Linked DNA regions of Homo sapiens: region 2 is linked to region 1. The links are chromatin loops, found by intact Hi-C in ENCODE. Cell type or tissue: heart left ventricle. All regions are shown on one strand. Each heading gives the region's core, and the rest is flanking DNA. Links, peaks and the distances in the headings are about the cores only.

Region 1 (4,375 bases), core at 198-4,197:
CACCAAAACCACAGCGAGATGCCACTTCTCACTCCCCAGGATGGTGAGGAGGAGTAGAAGGGGAAGGAGGGGAAGGAGGGAATGAAGGAGAGAGGGAGGGAGAGAAGAAAGGAAAGAAAGAGGGAAGGAAGAAGGGAAGGAAGGAGGGAGGGAAGGAAGGAAGGAAGGAGGGAAAAAAGGAGGGTGGGAAGGGAAAGAGGGCAAGAGGGAGAGAAAGAAGGGAGAGAGGAAGGGAGGGAGGGTGGGAAGGAAGGAGGGAGGGAGAGAAGGAAGGTAGGAGGGAGGCAAGGAGGGTTAAAAGGAAGGAGGGAGGGAGGGAAGGAAGGAAGGAAGGAAAGAAGGAAGGAAGGAGGGAAGGAAGGAAGGAAAGAAGGAAGGAGAGAAGGAAGGAAGGAAGGAGGGAAGGAAGAAAAGAGAGAAGGAAGGAAGGAGGGAAGGAAGGAAGGAAGGAGGGAGGGAAGAAGGAATGAAGGAGGGAGGGAGGGAAGGAAGGGTCACAGGAGGGACTCCAAGGCCCTGGGCTCCCATTAGGGGCTGCTGGGCAGGCAGGTTGTGCTGGAAATGCAGGTGGAAACAGGCATGGGGACCCTGGAGGCAGGAGATGGTCACAGCACCAGCTGCTCTCTGTTGAAAATAGCGAGTGTTGGCGAGGACATGGAGGAATTGGAGCCTCGCCTGCTGCTGACGGGAATGTAGAAGGATGCAGCCACTGGGTGGAACCCAGCAGGAGCCTGGGAGGCCTTCGATGTGACTTGGTAACCAGCGGAGTGAGGCACCAACCACATGCTAACAGGGGCTGAGCACACCATGCTGGGCGAGGCAGCCAGTCACAAAGGCCACACAGCAAATGGCCCCTTCTATACGAAGTGCCTAGAACAGGCAAAGCTGTTGAAGACAGAAAGTAGCTTTGTGGTTGCCAGGGGCTGGGGTTGGGGCAGATGGGAAGTGGCCACGATGGATATGGAGGTTTCTTTTGGGGGTGGTGGAAAGGTTCTAACATCAGATGATGGTAATGGTTTGATTGTGCAGCTTTGTAGATATACTAAAAACCATTGAATTCTGCACGGGCAAAAAGCCTGGGAGGTATGAGGCAGAATCAACATCTTACAGAAGAGGAAACTGAGGCTCGGGCATTTTAAATAAAAGTCGTCTTACTGCTGTGCCCGATGCCTTGAAAAGCCGGCTAAGACTTCTCATGGGAACTGTCTCCGCAACAGGCCCCAGCTGGCCCCTCTCCAGCCCTTCCCCAGGGAACCTTCCCTGCCAGAGCCCGCCCTGACTCCCTGCTCACAGGCAGCGCCTCACCAGGAGCAGGTCTGGGGACAGTAGTGGGTGGCTGCATATCCAGCTGCCATGGCTCCTTCAGCCTTCTCCTGAGAAGGGAAGGGAGGTGGCACTGCAGGGGAGAGGAGGGTGCAGAGGAGATGCCACTGGCAGCAGGAGGATGGATGCAGCCCAGCTGCTCTCTCAGGAGTGCAGAGGGGCTGAGTCCCCACACCAACGGCCCAGAAGCATGGGGTCTCACTAGCATAGGACTGGTGTTACATGGGAGAGACTCCGAGGCCCCCGGCTCCCATCAGGGGCTCCCGGGCAGGCAGCTTGTGCTGGAAGATGCAGGTAGGGACAGGCATGGGGACCCTGGAACAAGGCAGGTCCCGCCTGTCTGCATGAGCCCCAGGACAGCCATGGCCCCTGCCTATGAACCTCCTCTCTGCTCTTGGTTAAAAAGCCCCATGTCATGGAGGCAGCAGCCTTTTCAGGCACTGGGGCCCCTCCAGACAGAAAGGGGCCCCTCCAGACAGAAAGAAACCCCTATGGCATGGAGCCAGAATCACCATAGACACCCTCTTTCAGAGTTTTCAATTTTATGTTCACTTACTTTTAGGCAAATGGGAAAAGGTTGGAGGTACCCAGCCTGCCCAGCCTGCGTGGTTTTGCGGTGGTCCCACACTGAATCATCTGTCAGAGGGCTGTCTGTGGTCCCTCGGGGCTGGGGTCTGACACCCCCTTGTCAGGACTGCAGGCCTGGCACTGCTGTGTGGCTCAGGGCTGCCGCCTTCCTGCACTGGTGAAGGGCTGACCGCGCCTGACGCCGTTAATTGAGCTTCCTCCGAGTGGGACAAGTGAGCGATCTCATTTCTAGGATGATCAAATTTTGCCAGAGCTTGAGCAAAGCTACTCAATCATGGGATTGGAAGGTGGGAGCCCCACGTGGGTGGAACTTCATTCCTGCAGAGAAGATTCCTCCAGAGAGGCCCCAGGCACAGCTACGGAAATAAAAGCGGCCACACCCCATTCCTCTTGAGATGACACGGACTCCCCAGATGCCCCGCTGTCAGCCCAGCGCTCAGCTTCACGGTTGTCTCTCCCCCGGCTCACCCGGTGAGCCTCTGCCCTGGAGCTGACAGGGCCACAGCCAAGGCCCATCCCTTCATCCTGGCTGGGGCGGAACCTCTCTGCCGCCATGGGCAGCACTTCTCAGAGGGCCAGGGGCTGCTGTGTGGACTACCGTCCTCGCACAAGGCAGCAAGTGCTCCATGTCCGTGGCGCTGGGGGATGGAGAGGGTCGCCAAGGACCTGCCTGCCTGCCTGCCTTGGGATGTTCTGGGTTCTCAACTAGATGCTGCCTGGACCTGTGGAGTGGCCCCAGGACCCCATCCACGCTGCCTGGGCCCTGCCAGCTGGGGCCTCCAGTCTGCCGGTGCGACCTCACTGGCCCCTGGGGCTGGGGTCCCCTGGGTCTGCTATGGGAGGCAAGGGGGCACCGTGAGATGCCACTTCTCACTTCTCAGGATGGCAGAAACTCAGCCCTGAGAGAGGCTATGTCCAGACACCACATTTAGGGCACTGGCGCGTGACAGGTGTGGCAGTGGGTGGGGTGTGCTCAGTGACCTGGACCGAGAGCAGGCCCGAGGCCCAGCAGGGACTCAGAGAAACATGAAGTGCCAGGCAGGAGGCCCAGGGGCCAGGAGGGGCCACGGTGCTCCCAGGCCTCGCATCTACCCATTTCAGCCTTCTAAGATCTGCAGCCAGAGGTCCAAGAACAGGCAGAGGAGGCCCGTATGGGGGTGCTGCAGCAGAGGGAGTGGGGTTACCAGCCAGCGGCCAAGGCTCACAGGAGCAGGACCTCCCAGGCCACGCAAGGGAGAGGACATTTCCAGTAACGGCGTTTCAGAATTCCTCCTCCCTCGGGGTCCAGGGCCTTCCTCTGCTCCGAGGAATTCTCAGGCCAGTCCCTGAGACAAGACAGGCTGGAGGGAGGCATGCTGAGCAGGCAGGGCCCGGTGTGGGACCCTCCGCGGGAATCGTCCGAGCAGCATCTGGAGAAGGCGGAGGGTGGGAAGCTCAGTGGAGTGTACCCTCTAGTCCGCCTCTCTTGCTCCCCTCCTGCCCCGCGAGGCTCCCTGCAGGACTCCCCGACCTGCCTGCCTCTCACCCATAAGGTAGGTCTACAGCAGGTCAGTCTGCTGGGGGCCCAGGTGTGGGACTTGAGTTCTCCTGGGGCCACCAATGGCTTGAAGGGTGGCCTCAGGCGGGGTTGGCGACCCCTCCCTAGTCTGAGTTTTTGCTTCTAGGAGACTAGAAGTCCCTGGAGTCCCCCAGGTGTTAAAGTCTGGGAGGAGAGACTCTGCCTAGCGCCTCGTGTGGGATGTCCTGAAGTCCAGGCCAGCCCAGGAGCCTTCCTGGGGGTTTGGAATCACTGCTGGAGGATACTCACCCCTGCAGGGAGCTGTCCAATGGAGCTGGGGCCTCTCTGAGGCAGTGGCCTGACAGGCTGGGCCACCCAGGGCCGCCACCCGGGAGCCCCAGGACCTTAGGCATGTCCAGCTCACCTTGCGGAAACATCTCTTGACTGCCGCAGTGGGTGTGGCTGCAGAATTCCCATCCGTCTCCACGCTCCTTTGAGAGCGCACAGCAGAACTGCTGCCCGCGCAGCCTCGTGGGTCCCTCCTGACCCTAGATGAGGCGGGCTCCTCCTCCCTGGGCACCAGGTGCTCCTGGGACCCGGGCTTAGCACGCTTCTGCATGAGACGGGTTTCGTGATCACTCCATACTGTAATTAGATATTAAAAATCTCACTGTGCCTTCATAAAATAACGTTGAATGAATAATAGAGTATCACAGTTGGAAAGTCATCAAAATGTAATAAAATGGTGTTATTACAAAGGCTTAAATTTTAATGATGTTTTTTAGTATGTCACTTATTGTATAATTACAAAATAAGATAGAGTAATTAAACGGAGACTTGGGGCTTTGCAGGGGGCTGGGGCTGGGAGGCTCCTGATTCTATCCAGAGTGGGCACTGGAGAGGGAGCAGCCAGCCTCCTGGCGGCAGGGCCTGGGTTGGGGGTGTGGCCAGGCATGGGCTGACCTT
Region 2 (4,375 bases), core at 72-4,071, 1.4 Mb after region 1:
CTCCACCCAGCTATCTCCCACCCACCTCTCCTGGGATCTGGGAATAGGAAAGCTGTTTGCTCAAACACGCCTGGGCCCCCAGGCACAGAACACAGTCAGTGTTCCTGGGGGCAGCGCCAAGGGTGGCTGGGGGCGAGCTGAGGCCCAGCGTTCCTCCCTGATGTCAGGCGTGTCTGGAAGCCATTCAGCATTCATCAGCCCTTTGACTTCTCCCTCAGTGGCTCTGCAGGTAACTATCTCTATGTTGATTTGTGTTCTCTGCCCCTTCAGGGAGCCTGGGGTCTGAAGCAACTCTCAGACTGTCAGGCAAATGACGCTGTCAGAGATGTCAACCCCTCTCCCAGTGATAAGAGTCGCACACCTGGTCAGTGGCCACCCTGGAGTTGGGTCCAACCCTGCCTTTTCTGCAAAGTGTGGACAAACCTCAGAAAGCCTGGAGAGAGAGGGAGCTAGGGACAGAGGAGGGGAGGAGAGAGGAACTGGGGTTGGGGGATCCGAAGGAGAACAGGGCTCCTGGCTCCGTGGCTTCCCGCTAGCTCAAGATGGTCCCCTTGGTCCCACATCAAGTCTCACAAAACTCCTAGGAGCATCAGCATCAAAAAGACAAACAACCCAACCAGGAACTGGGCACAGGAGTTTAAAAGACATTTCTCCAAAGAAGACCTGCAAATGGCCAGCAAGCACATGAAAAGACTCAACGCCATTAGTCATTAGAGAATCCACCAAAACCACAGCGAGATGCCACTTCTCACTCCTCAGGATGGTGAGGAGGAGTAGAAGGGGAAGGAGGGGAAGGAGGGAATGAAGGAGAGAGGGAGGGAGAGAAGAAAGGAAAGAAAGAGGGAAGGAAGAAGGGAAGGAAGGAGGGAGGGAGGTTAGGAAGGAAAGAAGGAGGGAAGGAAGGAGGGTGGGAAGGGAAGGAGAGCAGGACAGAGAAGGAAGAAGGGAGAGAGGAAGGGAGGGAGGGTGGGAAGGAAGGAGGGAGGAAGGAAGAGAAGGAAGGTAGGAGGGAAGGAAGGAGGGTTAAAAGGAGGGAGGGAGGAAAGGAAGGGTCACAGGAGGGACTCCAAGGCCCTGGGCTCCCATTAGGGGCTGCTGGGCAGGCAGGTTGTGCTGGAAATGCAGGTGGAAACAGGCATGGGGACCCTGGAGGCAGGAGATGGTCACAGCCCCAGCTGCTCTCTGTAGAAAATAGCGAGTGTTGGTGAGGACATGGAGGAATTGGAGCCTTGCCTGCCGCTGGTGGGAATATAGAACAATGCAGCCACTGGGTGGAACCCAGCAGGAACCTGGGAGGCCTTCGATGTGATTTGGCAACCAGCGGAGTGAGGCACCAACCACATGCTAACAGGGGCTGAGCACACCATGCTGGGCGAGGCAGCCAGTCACAAAGGCCACACAGCAAATGGCCCCTTCTATACGAAGTGCTTAGAACAGGCAAAGCTGTTAAAGACAGAAAGTAGCTTTGTGGTTGCCAGGGGCTGGGGTTGGGGCAGATGGGAAGTGGCCACGATGGATATGGAGGTTTCTTTTGGGGGTGGTGGAAAGGTTCTAACATCAGATGATGGTAATGGTTTGATTGTGCAGCTTTGTAGATATACTAAAAACCATTGAATTCTGCACGGGCAAAAAGTCTGGGAGGTATGAGGCAGAATCAACATCTTACAGAAGAGGAAACTGAGGCTCGGGCATTTTAAATAAAAGTTGTCTTACTGCTGTGCCCGATGCCTTGAAAAGCCGGCTAAGACTTCTCATGGGAACTGTCTCCTCAATAGGCCCCGGCTGGCCCCTCTCCAGCCCTTCCCCAGGGAACCTTCCCTGCCAGAGCCTGCCCTGACCCCCTGTTCACACGCAGCACCTCACCAGGAGCAGGTCTGGGGACAGTAGTGGGTGGCTGCATATCCAGCTGCCATGGCTCCTTCAGCTTTCTCCTGAGAAGGGAAGGGAGGTGGTGCTGCAGGGGAGAGGAGGGTGCAGAGGAGATGCCACTGGCAGCAGGAGGTAGACGCAGCCCAGCTGCTCTCTCAGGAGTGCAGAGGGGCTGAGTCCCCACACCAACGGCCCTGCATGCCTGGCCCAGAAGCACGGGGTCTCACTAGCATAGCACTGGTGTCACACGGGAGAGACTCCGAGGCCCTGGGCTCCCGTCAGGGGCTCCTGGGCAGGCAGGTTGTGCTGGAAGATGCAGGTAAGGACAGACATGGGGACCCTGGAACAAGGCAGGTCCTGCCTGTCTGCATGAACCCCAGGACAGCCATGGCCCCTGCCTATGAACCTCTTGGTTAAAAAGCCCCATGTCATGGAGGCAGCATTGGGCCCCTCCAGATAGAAAGAAACCCCTATGGCATGGAGCCAGAATCACCCCAGACATCCTCTTTCAGATTTTTCAATTTTATGTTCACTTACTTTTAGGCAAATGGGAAAAGGTTGGAGGTACCCAGCCTGCCCAGCCTGCGTGGTTTTGTGGTGGTCCCACACTGAATCATCTGTCAGAGGGCTGTCTGTGGTCCCTCGGGGCTGGGGTCTACACCCCCTTGTCAGGACTGCAGGCCTGGCACTGCTGCGTGGCTCAGGGCTGCCACCTTCCCGCACTGATGAAGGGCTGACCGCGCCTGACGCCATTAATTGAGCTTCCTCCGAGTGGGACAAGCGAGCGTTCTCGTTTCTAGGATGATCAAGTTTTGCCAGAGCTTGAGCAAAGCTACTCAGTCATGAGATTGGAAGGTGGGAGCCCCACGTGGCTGGAACTTCATTCCTGCAGAGAAGATCCCTCCAGAGAGGCCCCAGGCCCAGCTACGGAAATAAATGCAGCCACACCCCATTCCCCTTCAGATGACACGGACTCCCCAGATTCCCCACTGTCAGCCCAGCGTTCAGCTTCACGGTTGTCTCTACCCCGGCTCACCCGGTGAGCCTCTGCCCTGGAGCTGACAGGGCCACAGCCAAGGCCCCATCCCTTCATCTTGGCTGGGGCGGAACCTCTCTGCCGCCATGGGCAGCACTTCTCAGAGGGCCAGGGGCTGCTGTGTGGACTACCGTCCTCGCACAAGGCAGCAAGTGCTCCATGTCCGTGGCGCTGGGGGAGGGAGGGGGTCGCCAAGGACCTGCCTGCCTGCCTGCCTTGGGATGCTCTGGGTTCTCAACTAGATGCTGCCTGGACCTGTGGAGTGGCCCCAGGACCCCATCCACGCTGCCTGGGCCCTGCCAGCTGGGGCCTCCAGTCTGCCGGTGCGACCTCACTGGCCCCTGGGTCTGGGGTCCCCTGGGTCTGCTATGGGAGGCAAGGGGGCACTGTGAGATGCCACTTCTCACTTCTCAGGATGGCAGAAACTCAGCCCTGAGAGAGACTATGTCCAGACACCACATTTAGGGCTCTGGCGTGTGACAGGTGTGGCAGTGGGTGGGGTGCGCTCAGTGACCTGGACCGAGAGCAGGCCCGAGGCCCAGCAGGGACTCAGAGAAACATGGAGTGCCAGGCAGGAGGCCCAGGGGCCAGGAGGGGCCACGGTGCTCCCAGGCCTCGCATCTACCCATTTCAGCCTTCTAAGATCTGCAGCCAGAGGTCCAAGAACAGGCAGAGGAGGCCCGTATGGGGGTGCTGCAGCAGAGGGAGTGGGGTTACCAGCCAGCGGCCAAGGCTCACAGGAGCAGGACCTCCCAGGCCACGCAAGGGAGAGGACATTTCCAGTAACGGCGTTTCAGAATTCCTCCTCCCTAGGGGTCCAGGGCCTTCCTCTGCTCCGAGGAATTCTCAGGCCAGTCCCTGAGACAAGACAGGCTGGAGGGAGGCATGCTGAGCAGGCAGGGCCCGGTGTGGGACCCTCCGCGGGAATCGTCCGAGCAGCATCTGGAGAAGGCGGAGGGTGGGAAGCTCGGTGGAGTGTACCCTCTAGTCCGCCTCTCTTGCTCCCCTCCTGCCTCCCGAGGCTCCCTGCAGGACTCCCCGACCTGCCTGCCTCTCACCCATAAGGTAGGTCTACAGCAGGTCAGTCTGCTGGGGGCCCAGGTGTGGGACTTGAGTTCTCCTGGGGCCACAAATGGCTTGAAGGGTGGCCTCAGGCAGGGCAGGTGACCCCTCCCTAGTCTGAGGTTTTTGCTTCTAGGAGACTAGAAGTCCCTGGAGTCCCCCAGGTGTTAAAGTCTGGGAGGAGAGACTCTGCCTAGCGCCTCGTGTGGGATGTCCTGAAGTCCAGGCCAGCCCAGGAGCCTTCCTGGGGGTTTGGAATCACTGCTGTAGGGTACTCACCCCTGCAGGGAGCTGTCCAATGGAGCTGGGGCCTCTCTGAGGCAGTGGCCTGACAGGCTGGGCCACCCAGAGCCGCCACCCGGGAGCCCCAGGACCTTAGGCATGTCCAGCTCACCTTGCGGAAACATC

Evidence for each region. Peaks named below come from ENCODE experiments on the same cell type or tissue, not always from the same donor. Only the 100,000 strongest peaks of a DNase experiment are listed, where the experiment ranks them.
Region 2: a loop joins it to region 1, with 13 times the contacts of the local background. A loop is called at or near these places in 6 of 110 quality-filtered maps.

Annotation. Positions count from the first base shown.
Region 1 is chr13:22,963,153-22,967,527 of GRCh38, forward strand. No RefSeq gene overlaps it. Among named protein-coding and RNA genes, the nearest start is that of LINC00621, 49 kb to the left of the region's middle. In heart left ventricle, for the core only: no CTCF peak of the experiment used is centred there; no DNase peak of the experiment used is centred there.
Region 2 is chr13:24,387,611-24,391,985 of GRCh38, forward strand. No RefSeq gene overlaps it. Among named protein-coding and RNA genes, the nearest start is that of LINC00566, 58 kb to the left of the region's middle. RefSeq lists an enhancer at 4,088-4,375. In heart left ventricle, for the core only: no CTCF peak of the experiment used is centred there; a DNase peak (open chromatin) is centred at 2,125.